Linked DNA regions of Mus musculus: all the other regions are linked to region 2. A link is a loop called in an ENCODE intact Hi-C map of the cell type or tissue named here. Cell type or tissue: heart. All regions are shown on one strand. Links, peaks and the distances in the headings refer to the core of each region. The heading gives the core; the rest is flanking DNA.

The links. Peaks named below come from ENCODE experiments on the same cell type or tissue, not always from the same donor. Only the 100,000 strongest peaks of a DNase experiment are listed, where the experiment ranks them.
Region 1: it touches region 2 in a loop (2.5-fold over the local background); 4 of 42 quality-filtered maps call a loop at or near these places.
Region 3: a loop joins it to region 2, with 4 times the contacts of the local background. A loop is called at or near these places in 29 of 42 quality-filtered maps.

Annotation. Positions count from the first base shown.
Region 1 is chr9:120,500,150-120,504,256 of GRCm38, forward strand. It overlaps the pseudogene Gm7229. Among named protein-coding and RNA genes, the nearest start is that of Eif1b, 9.6 kb to the left of the region's middle. In heart, for the core only: CTCF peaks have their summits at 1,241 (motif pointing right) and 2,042 (motif pointing right); no DNase peak of the experiment used is centred there.
Region 2 is chr9:121,373,618-121,376,117 of GRCm38, forward strand. The region is part of intron 1 of Trak1 (trafficking protein, kinesin binding 1); the gene reads left to right. Among named protein-coding and RNA genes, the nearest start is that of Trak1, 7.9 kb to the left of the region's middle. In heart, for the core only: a CTCF peak has its summit at 1,156 (motif pointing left); DNase peaks (open chromatin) are centred at 73 and 1,114; H3K27ac peaks cover 966 bases.
Region 3 is chr9:121,281,894-121,286,000 of GRCm38, forward strand. It overlaps a transcript of Ulk4 not described here. Among named protein-coding and RNA genes, the nearest start is that of Gm34655, 6.2 kb to the left of the region's middle. In heart, for the core only: CTCF peaks have their summits at 1,913 (motif pointing right) and 2,765 (motif pointing left); no DNase peak of the experiment used is centred there.

The DNA.
Region 1 (4,107 bases), core at 729-3,228, 870 kb before region 2:
GTGTCGGGGAGGGTGCGGTTGCTGGGGTGCAGGTTGGGAGTACAAGATGTCCGGTGGAGCTCAGAGTGAACCACAGAGCCCACAACCAACAGGGAACATCTTACTTAACAGACACAAATCAGCATGGAGTGTGTGGCCACAGGAACATGATGTGTCAAAACCCAGACAGCCGGGCAGCGTGGGGTGCACCTGTAAAGCCAGATCTGGGAAGCTGAGGCAGGAGGATCATAAGTCCAAAGCCAGCTTTGCTACGGGGTAAAACCCTGTCTTAAAACAAGCTGGCTAAACAAGGCTGTGTGGGAACTTAGGCCTGGGAACTTTGTATCCTTAATCACATCCTGTAGGGTGTGGGAGAAGCAAAACGCACTGGATGGACTTGAGAAGTTACAAACATCGGAGAGCAGAGAGGGGAAGAAGACAACTAGAAAGACAGAGAAATGGACAGGAGGAACATACTGGGAAGGGGTAAGACAAGCCGAGAGTGGCAGCACACACCTTTAATCCCGGCGCTCAGGAGGCGGAGGCAGGTGGATCTCTATGAGTTCAAGGCCAGCCTGACCTACAAAGTGAGTTCTAGAGCAGCAAGAACTACCTTATAGGAGACCTTGTCTCAAACTAATAACTTTTTTAAAAGACAAAGAAATTAGCATTTTGAAAACTGATAAATCTTTGAAAACACCAATCAATTGAAAGAAAGAAAGAAAGAAAGAAAGAAAGAAAGAAAGAAAGAAAGAAAAGAGAGAAAGAAAAGAGAGAAAGAAAGAGAAGGAAAACCTGGGCACAGACTCATGTCTGTAAGCTATGGACAGAGTAGTTGGACGGTCACAGCAAAAGTGGAAAAAAGACACAGGAAAGAACAGAAAGCAGGGCGCTCGGAGCCAAGCTGCTCTCTGGCTGATACCCTACTTCATCTCTGTGGAATGCATCAGGGATCCAAGGCTCTGTGGTCCACTCTAAACTCCACAGGACATCCGCACGTGCGTGCGCGCTCATGAACACACACACACCCAGCATCAGCACCTTCCCGGGCACCCTCGCCAGCTGCTTGTGAAATCCCACAATTTCACTTGAAACACGGCTTGTTTACCGCCCTGAGGACAAGCATTTCTCCCCACCTCTGCCACTTTCCTATTTCAGGTGTGTCAGGAACAGCTTTGGCAAGCTGTGTCACCAACCCACAGGTGTGTCTATTTTGTACCTTGGTTTAAAGGGGATAGGAATGTAATGCCTGCATGTGGCCAAGAGGAGGCGCTATTGGCCCATTTATGCCCTGCCTTTAAATTTCATAGATCAATGTGCTTTCATATGAATTGGCCTCAAGAAAAGAAAAGACCCCAAGACAGAGTCGTTGACGAGTTATAATATCGCTGGATACAGTCTCAGATACTCCACGTGCTCAAGAAAAAAGTCAAAACCTTTGCTCTGAAAAGCACTTTGATAGGCCCAGAGTACACCTACCTCCTAGACATCTATCTATTCTAGGACACCCTGTGGTGGGGGCAGGGGTGAAGTTGGGGTAGGATAGAAGCCCCCACTTCTTGGGGCCCTGTGTCTAAAAGAGCCACTCAGCCCCATCTCTGAGAGACACCTCAAAGCAGCCATGAGCCTAATTTCTGGGTTGCAGACAACTGTCCTTCCAAAAGCTAACCAAGATGACCTGGTTGGGATAATTGTCTAGAATCCCAGAGGGTGTGAAAGTGAGGGCGGCTGAGACAGTCGTGTTCACTGTTCACTTGACGGTCTGCAATAAGCCATGATGGGAATCTCAAGATGCTCTCACAGGGAGCTGGGTGTGGGGTGTAGTTGGAGTTGGCCTAGGGCCATGTCTGTTTGCTTATAGCATCTGATCTTAATAACCTGTGAAAAACTGAATTAAAAGCTGTACCTGAGACACCATATACTTACCACCCTGAAGTTATCATTTCTGGTTTTACTTTTTGCTAATATCATATCTGTTTTTACTTTTCTGTCAAATGCATCAGTACAGCTTGGCCTGATTGAGCCATAGGTGTTTTGTTTGTTTGAAGTAGCTGAGCTGCAATTCTGAACGTTGCCAATAGGTGGCGATATTGGCCTATTTATGATCAGCACATGTCTTTTTGGTGTGCTTTCATTTGCGTTGGTATTTTGGCTTGGTTGCCACGGTTATGGTGGGAAAACCTGCCTAACGTTGAGTGGCTCTATTGCCTGGGCAGAGGAGCTTGCGCTAGGCTATCTAAGCATCGGCAAGAATCCGTGGTTCATTTCTCTTGGCTAGTGACTGTGAATGTTCTGTGACTAGCTGCTTGAACTCTTCTCTTGCTGCTCAGACATTCGAAGGCCCAAGTACACTTTCCTAACTGCAAAGACCTCCATGTGCACCTCCTTAGAATGATAGGACTTAGTCTCAAGGTAATTGTTATTGGCACGATGTGTGAGACACCAAGTCCTTGTCATGAATAGTGCCTGGTCATGGTTTTAGAAAATGTGAGAAGGATGTGAAAGCTTAGAAGGCACACAGCTGACAGAGCCAGAATCTCTGAGGAAGAAGGAGAGGAGCCCGCTTTAACAAGTGTTCAGTAGGAGCCGTGAGATGCAGGTGAGCTTGAAACACTGGAGACTGGATATAAAGATATCCGACTGTGACTGTATAAACTTGGAGGAGACACTGCTCTGCCTGAAGCATAGAGCTATTATATATCAGGACAAACAAGGCCCTTGAAGCCAAAGGGAAGTGGAGATAGGAAGATCTGGAATTCAAGGACAGTTTGAGCTGCACAGTGAAACATTGTTTCCAAAAGGCAGACAAACAGCCAGAGGCAGTTCTGGCCTGTGCACACCTTTAATCCCAGCACTCAGGAGACAGAAGCAGGCAGATCTCTGAGTTCAAAGCCAGCCTGATCTACAGAGTGAGTTCCAGGACAGCTAGGGCTACACAGAGAAACCCTATCTCAAAAAATGAAGCAAGTAAGCAAGCAAACAAAAAAGCAGACAAACTAGTCAGGCATGGTGGTACACATCTTTAATCCTAACACTTGGGAGGCAAAAGTAGGCACATCTCTGAGTTTGAGGCCAGCCTGGTCTACAAAGCAAGTTTCAAGATAGGGTTAGAGAAACCCTGTGTCAAAGGAAAAGGAATGAGGGAAGGAGGGAGGGAGAGAGGGAGGAAGGGAGATAGGGAAAGAAGAAGCCCAGGGGCCAGAGGAACTTGGGTTCGATTCCCAGCACCCACATGGCAGCTCACAGCTGTCTGTATTCCAGTCCCAGAGGTTCTGGTGCCATCACACCAATGCACATAAGGTAAAAATTAAATAAATTACTAAAAACAAAAAGGAAGCTCAGAAGATGAGCTCAACAGGACTCAGACAGCAAAGAAGTAGGAGAAACAAGACCCCAAAGAGAGCCCCTAACTCAGGCCTGTGCCCCTCTCTGAGCCGGTCCCCATCGTGTGAAACTGTGGCTTCCAAACTGTGCACTGCCCTGGGTGGCTTCATCTTACAAGAGCTTTTGGCTGTGTTGTGATTATAAACAGAGGCAGGATGACTGCATTTCATGTGCTCACATACATTACCCAGGAAGCACAGACGTAAAAACAACGTATTCCCACTATAAGTTTATTAAAGTCAATTTGTATCGTCTTGTTGTTCCCAAACCTGGGGGCAAAGTCTGCACTCCCTGAAGCCAAGTTTGTCTACCTGTTCTTGAAAGCCAATTAGAATAGCAAATATGTATATACAAATATGTGTACATACTTACACGTGGGAAAGGGACCTGTGGCATATCATGTCGCCCTCCATCATCTTCCGTCCTCGTCCTGCACCCGCCCCTGCCTAGCTGCAGGCCACAGGAAAGCTTCCTTCTCAGAGCTCCAGCTCCTGGATGGAGATGCTTGGGTTCCTAAGGTATCTGACTCTACCATGAGAAGGCTGGACATACCAGAGAAAGAGGGGCACATGACCCCATAGCTGCCAGGTTTATACAGGAGTAGGCAATCTCTCCACCACAACCATTCAAGTAAGAACTTACTACTATCCAGGCCTGGTAATGCAGGCTGTTAATCCTTGCTACCTGGGAAGCTGAAGCAGGAGATCATGAGTTCAAAGACTGCACAGGCTACAGAGTAAACTC
Region 2 (2,500 bases), core at 1-2,500:
GCATGAAGGTCCAGATTTCAGGACTGGTCATTGTGTGGCTGGCAGAGGCCATGTGTGATTCCCACTGCAGCTGAGGAGAACCAGGAACTGGGAGGTAGGGAGTGTGTGGTGGCCACTGCCTGCACGAGTGGCTGGACTTGGTAGAACACACCACCTGTACTTGTGCATAGGTAGAGGAATTGGACGGGGATGGGTAGTCATGGGGAGTCTGGGATCTGGGTCTATGAGATGGTTTGAGTCTCTAGCAAGTAAGACCTTCTTCAGTGGGCCAGTGGACCTGAGATGCCCGAGGAATGCAGATCCTAAGGGAGCCACCCAGACCCACACCCTAACTCTCACCTCCAGGCTCAGTCCCAGCTGGACGGACCCAGGTGTTTCTATAAAAGCCCAAGACAGACTAAGCTCCCAGAGGGAGGGAGGTAGGCTTTATTTCTAAGGCTCTTTGGAGTTCTGGGGAAGGAGCTCAGGGCTTTGTGCACTTAAAGTGAGCCACCTCAGTCCAGGGTCCATTCTAAGGACAAGGACAGGCCCCATGGGTAGGACCCTTCCTGCAACCCCTCCCAGGAACATGAGCCTGAAAGGCAGCTAATGCCAGGGCTGTTCCCCCTTGTGTGCATCTGTTCTGGTTTGAATCTCACGGCTCAGCGCGACTTTAACAGCTGTTAGCTTATAAACTGAGGACACAGGCCCTCCAAGGGATGGCTGAGGAGGTTTTTATTGTGGATATGAGGGAGAGTAGAGCTGTAGGCATCTGGAAGAGTCTAGAACAGGGGAGAAAGTAGTGAACATGGCCAGCAGATTGGACTTGGGCATGGGAGTGGGTGTGGGGCTGGAGGGAGGAAGAGAGGATCAAGAAGACAGAAGGCCAAAGAGGAAGAGAAACAGGAGAACCAAGAGCGCAATGGCCTAATGACAAGCTGTGGAAGGAGGGCACGGGGCAGAGTGAGATCTGAGAGGAGCCTGACAGCAGGCAGTTTTTTTTTTTTTTGCTCTTCGGTGTTCGTGCACGTAGAAGAACAAGAGCATGCATGCCATGTAGCAGTCTTGGAAGTTTCTGGGCTCATGTCCTTCCTAGGCCTGTGATTGGCAGGAGGACCCGTGAGGCTGGGAGTGTGGTGTTGTACCACCACCTAGTGGACATATAGAGCACTACAGCAGCTGCCCTATTCCCCCACACCCTGTGTTTCCATCTCCCAGAGGGGTCTGTTATTGTAGCTGTGTAGATTGTGGGAAACCTTCTTTATTCACCTCTTCTTGGCTTTGCTCCCTGGCCATTCTGAGCACTGGAGACTATCCTGGAAATTGGCCTTGTAGTGGAGGGTGTGACCAGAGTCAAGTTAATCTCATGTTCCTTGCCTGCGTTCCCTGGGACAGACCTTATCTATTGGTGCTGCACTCTGTTTGCGGTGCTGGGGATTGAGCCCAGGGCTTCCAGCATGTTAGGCTGCACTGCCAACTGAGCTATGTCCTGTCCCTGCCCTGCCCAAGCTTTCTGACATGCTTGGAGCCATGCCACGGGTATCAGGTCTGAATGATTCTGCACAGAACGTACGTGATTTGCAAATGGTAAACTTGACCTTAAGCCCCACATTATCCCTGTGAAGCCCAAGAAGAGGCTGGGGTCAGCAAAGTGACTCACAAATGCTTGTCCTAATTTGTTCTGGGCTAGGGAAACATCAGTTCACATCTAGTCACTTAACAGCTATAAGGAAAAGATGAAGTTTGTCTGTTTTGGACAACAGCTTCACCTGATACCACTAATTTTTCTCTGAATTAAAGAACTTGAGGGCCGGGAGATGCCTGAGCAAGGATGAAGACCTGGAATCACATTTAAAAAAAAAATCCAGGGGTGTTATTCTCTGCCTGTAATCCTAGCACTTAGGACAGAGACAAGCAGACCTCCAGGGATTGCTGGCAGCCAGCTGAGCCTAACCTGTGGGAGCCAAGAAAAGGGGAGAGACTCTCTCAGAAAACAAGGGGAACAAACGAGAAAGACACCCAAGGTGGGACCTCTAGCCTCCATAGCCGTGTGCACACATGTGCACGCGTATGCACACACACAGCCCCTATAGCCATGTGCACACATGTACATGCGCATGCGTGCACACACACACACACACACACACACACACACTCACATACATGTGCACACACACACACACACACACACACACACACACACACGCTCAGAAAGAGGCTTTGCCGAAAGAGCTGGTAAGACCCTGATTCCTTAGGGCCCCAGGCTCCTCCTCTCCTTTGGTTTTACCATTTTCACTATGGCCACCACCTTTAATGTTACCGCATTCCTAGGAAGGTCCAAAAGCTCAGGCCATCCCTGACCAGCTAGTCTGTACCGATGGACCGTCACTTCTGTGGTGGTGTCCGAATGTAAGCCTCATGGTCATGCTTCGCTGTGGAGGTGGAAATGGGTGGCTGAGAAGTTCTTGTGCCAGGCTCCAGGGCTTTTAGACAATGATGTCCATCAGGCCACCTCCACCAG
Region 3 (4,107 bases), core at 729-3,228, 91 kb before region 2:
ACCAACTCTCCAGCTCTATTATCAGTGTTTAAGTGATCTGGGAAAGCATGGCTTCAGTCTGGCATTTCACAGGTGTTTGTCTTAAACGTTTTTATGATTTTATTCCCTCTGGATGGGCATCTGAGTGGAGCTGCCACAGATGAGAGAGAGATCAACACCACATCTTTCCATCTGGCTACCTTGGCTAGCATCCCGTCACCATCCTTGGTCTGAATCAACTCTAATTAGCCTGGATAGCCTCCTATCAGCTGGGCTGGGACGGACAGTCAGAGGGCACAGTGTGGCAGAGCCGGGGAAGGAAGACTGTCGGGTCAGAGGCACACCTGCATTGCTAGAGGTCCAGCCCAGGAGACAGTGAGGACAAATATCTCTGCAAGACATTGGTGATTCCTGAGTCTCTTCATTTTACTACAAAAGGGAAAGGGAAACATGTGCTGAGGGAAGACACATGAGGCACACTGAGGCCGCTTTCTTTTCATGTGTGTGTGTGTGTGTGTGTGTGTGTGTGTGTGTATACCACATGTGAGTGCAGTGCCTATGGAGGCCAGAAGAGGACCTCAGATCCATTGTAGCTGGAGTTACAGGCAATTATGAGCTGCCAGGTGTGGCTCTGGGAAGGAGTCCTCTAGAAGAGCAACAAGCTCTCTTAGCCTCCGAACATCTCTCAAGCCTCAGGAGTCTTCTAATATACTGTTTAGACTTCTGTTTTCTGTAACCCTGGGAGCAGGATTGGCCTTGTCACATTGCTGGGTCTGCTCTGACTTTGTCCTGCTTTATTGATGGGATCTCTTGCAGCTATCTATTTTAGCTTTTTCTAATGGTTTGGATGTCAAGTGTCCCACAGGCTCATGTAGCCATCAGAAGTACCGTTGTTTTTGGAGCTTGTAGAACTTGTGAGAAGTGGCACCAGCTTGGAGGAAGCTGAACAACGTGGAATGGCCCTTGAGGCCTATAGTCTGACCTTACTTCTTGTCCCATATCTGCTTCCTAACCTGCCACCATTGCCTCCTTGGCCATGAGCAGCTTCTCCCATGTCCCTCACAGTGGACAGCACCTTGAAACCATGAGCCCAGATGGGTCCTTTCTCCCTTCAGTTGTGTTTTGAAGTATGTTTAGTTGCAACAAGAATACATTACTTCTTGTACACTCCCAACAGCTAAAAACATGTATTTCCCCAGACAATCAGAACTATCTTCTTTTTCCATCCACATCTCCTAGACTTTTCCAAATTTTTAAAAAGCAATATACTTTCAAATTATTATTTTTTTCCTTTTTTCACATGCTATTTTGATTTATTTATCTATTTATTTAATAATATAGGTATGAAGTAACATGTCAAATTTCAACGTGCCAAATCAGTTTTTGGGGTTTTTTTGTTTGTTTGTTTTTTAATTAGGTATTTTCTTCGTTTACATTTCAAATGCTATGCCAAAAGTCCCCCATACCCTCCCCCCTCAAAATTTTTTTTGTTTTGTTTTTTGTTTTTTTGGTTTTTTTTTTTTTTTTGCTTTGTTTTGTTTTCGAGACAGGGTTTCTATGTATAGTCCTGGCTGCCCTGGAACTCACTTTGTAGACCAGGCTGGCCTCGAACTCAGAAATCCGCCTGCCTCTGCCTCCCAAGTGCTGGGATTAAAGGCGTGCGCCACCACCGCCCGGCTCAAATTATTATTTTTATATTTAATGCTTTACTAGTAAGTCCTGTAGGCTTATATTTTTAATATTTATATTATTTATTAAGTATACTTAAATATTTTGACCTCCCTTCTAGCCCATCATCCACCAGAGGTTGTGGAAAGTAAGGTTAATAGGAAAAAAGAGACTGTAGACCTGTTTAGAAATAGTTTTATTTTAATTTTTATTTAATTTGTGAGTGCTCTATCTGCATGTTCACCTGCATGCCAGAAGAGGGCATCAGAGCTCATTATAGATAGATAGTTGTGAGCCACCATGTGGTTGCTGGGAATTAAACTCAGGATCACTGGAAGAGTACACTTCCAGTAGTTCTAAATACTGAGCCATCTTTCCAGCCCCAGAAATATTTTGGGGGGGGCAAATCCAATCTGTGTTGTCAGGATATTAGCAGTTTAATTTATATGAATTAGTAGCCATAGTTCGCGCCACTCACAAACACCATTCATTAATCAGCAGTGGCAGTTCGATCTAGAAGAAAATGTGAGGTTCTCCCAATCAGCTTGAGTCCGTGGAAGCGGCAAGAAGCCGCTGGAATGCCACCAGAAGTTTTAGGTGTGTTTCTCTTTAGGAAGTCATGACAAATGATGATCAGTCAAGAGCAGAAAGGTAAATCAATACCATACAATGCCATCCACTGTCTGTTTGGTTATATTTATACCCTTTCAAACATTATGTGTTCTCTCAAGTGTCCATTCCAGCAAAAACATCGTATGCCCTTTTTTAGGCAACTTCCAGAAAAATGCTATGGGTGTCCTCAGTAAAACATCCTCTCATAAGACAGTTTTCAAAAAACATAACACAAGAGGGTCTAAAAAAAAAAAAACAAAAAACAAAACAAACAAACAAAAAAAAAACAAGAAATCATTTCAAAGTATATTGGATTTTTTTTTATTTTACTTAAAAAAAAAGTTTGTGGTTTAAATTTTACTGGTTGCGGGCTGGGGAGATGGTTCATCAGTTGATAGCCCTGTATGCTCTTGCAGGGCACCTGGGTTCAGTTCCCAGCACTGACATAGTGGCTCAGGAAAGTCTGTAATTTCAGTTCCGGGAGATCTGGTGCCCTCTACTGGCCTCCTTAGGTACTTCACTCAGTGTGGGCATCTGTCTGCAAAGTCTACTTTCTACTCTTACTAGTGTGGTCCACAGAGAATGGTGATTTGTGCTCTCTCTTTTTGAGACAGATGCATGTAGTCCAGGCTGGCTTTGAACGTGTTATATAGCTGAGAATAGCCTTGGACTTCTGATCCTCTTTCTCTTCCTCCCGAGCACCATTCTGGCTATTTTTTTTTTTTAACTTTACCTCTTGAGAATAGAGATCTGTATAGTTACTTGGAAGAAGTTTAGTATCTTTTAAAAATACATCAGAAATTAAAGGCTTCTTAGAATTTAATGAATATGAAGACACATCATACCAAAACTTATGGGACACAATGAAAGCAGTGGTAAGAGGAAAACTCATAGCTCTAAGCGCCTCAAAAAGAAACTGAAGAGAGCTTACACTAGCAGCTTGACAGCACACCTGAAAGCTCTAGGACAAAGAAGCAAATTCACCCAAGAGAAGTAGAGGGCAGGAAATAATCAAACTCAGGGCTGAAATCAACCAAGTAGAAACAAAAAGAACTATACAAAGACTCAACAAACCCAGGATCTGGTTCTTGGAGAAAATCAGTAAGATAGATAAACCCTTAGCCAGACTAATGAGAGGGACACAGTATCAAATTAATAAAATCAGAAATGAAAAGGGAGACATAACAATGAATTATATCTTAAAATAAAAAAAAAAACATCATATTAGTGTGTGTGTGTGTGTGAGAGAGAGAGAGAGAGAGAGAGAGAGAGAGAGAGAGTGAGTCAGGACAACTTGCAGGAGGATTTTTCCTCTCTTTTCACCACGTGGGTCTCAGGGACCAAACTCAGGTCTTCAGGCCTGGAAGGAAGCTCCTTTACCCACCGAGCCATTTCTCGTAGCCCAGGCTGGCCTTGAACTCATTGAGTCCTTCTGCCTCTGCCTCCAAGAGCTAGGATTACAGGATGAAGCCGCTTGGATGGAAAGCCAAGCTGGACTCAGTATTACGGAAAAGACCCACCTGTTAACAGCATCCCGGAATACTTGGAGAGCCGGCCCTTGGTTCTGGACTTCACGCTTTTATCGTTAACTGTGTGCTCTTCTGTGGACGGGTCGTGCCCTGCCGTCTTTTCATCACCTTCTGAAAGGCATCGAGGGTGGCCGGTTCCCGAAGTCCTAAAGTTATCGCTACAGCTAACCGGTCCGTCCTTCCCTGTCTGCTGTGATGTCAGCATGCCCTGCGTGGGGTGATGCAGGATAAAGTAAACCAAGTTCACTAGTCACATTCGGCCTAAGAAGTCGCCTTTATTACTGCCCGGGCTACGCAGTGAGGCTGCTTCTCATTGGCT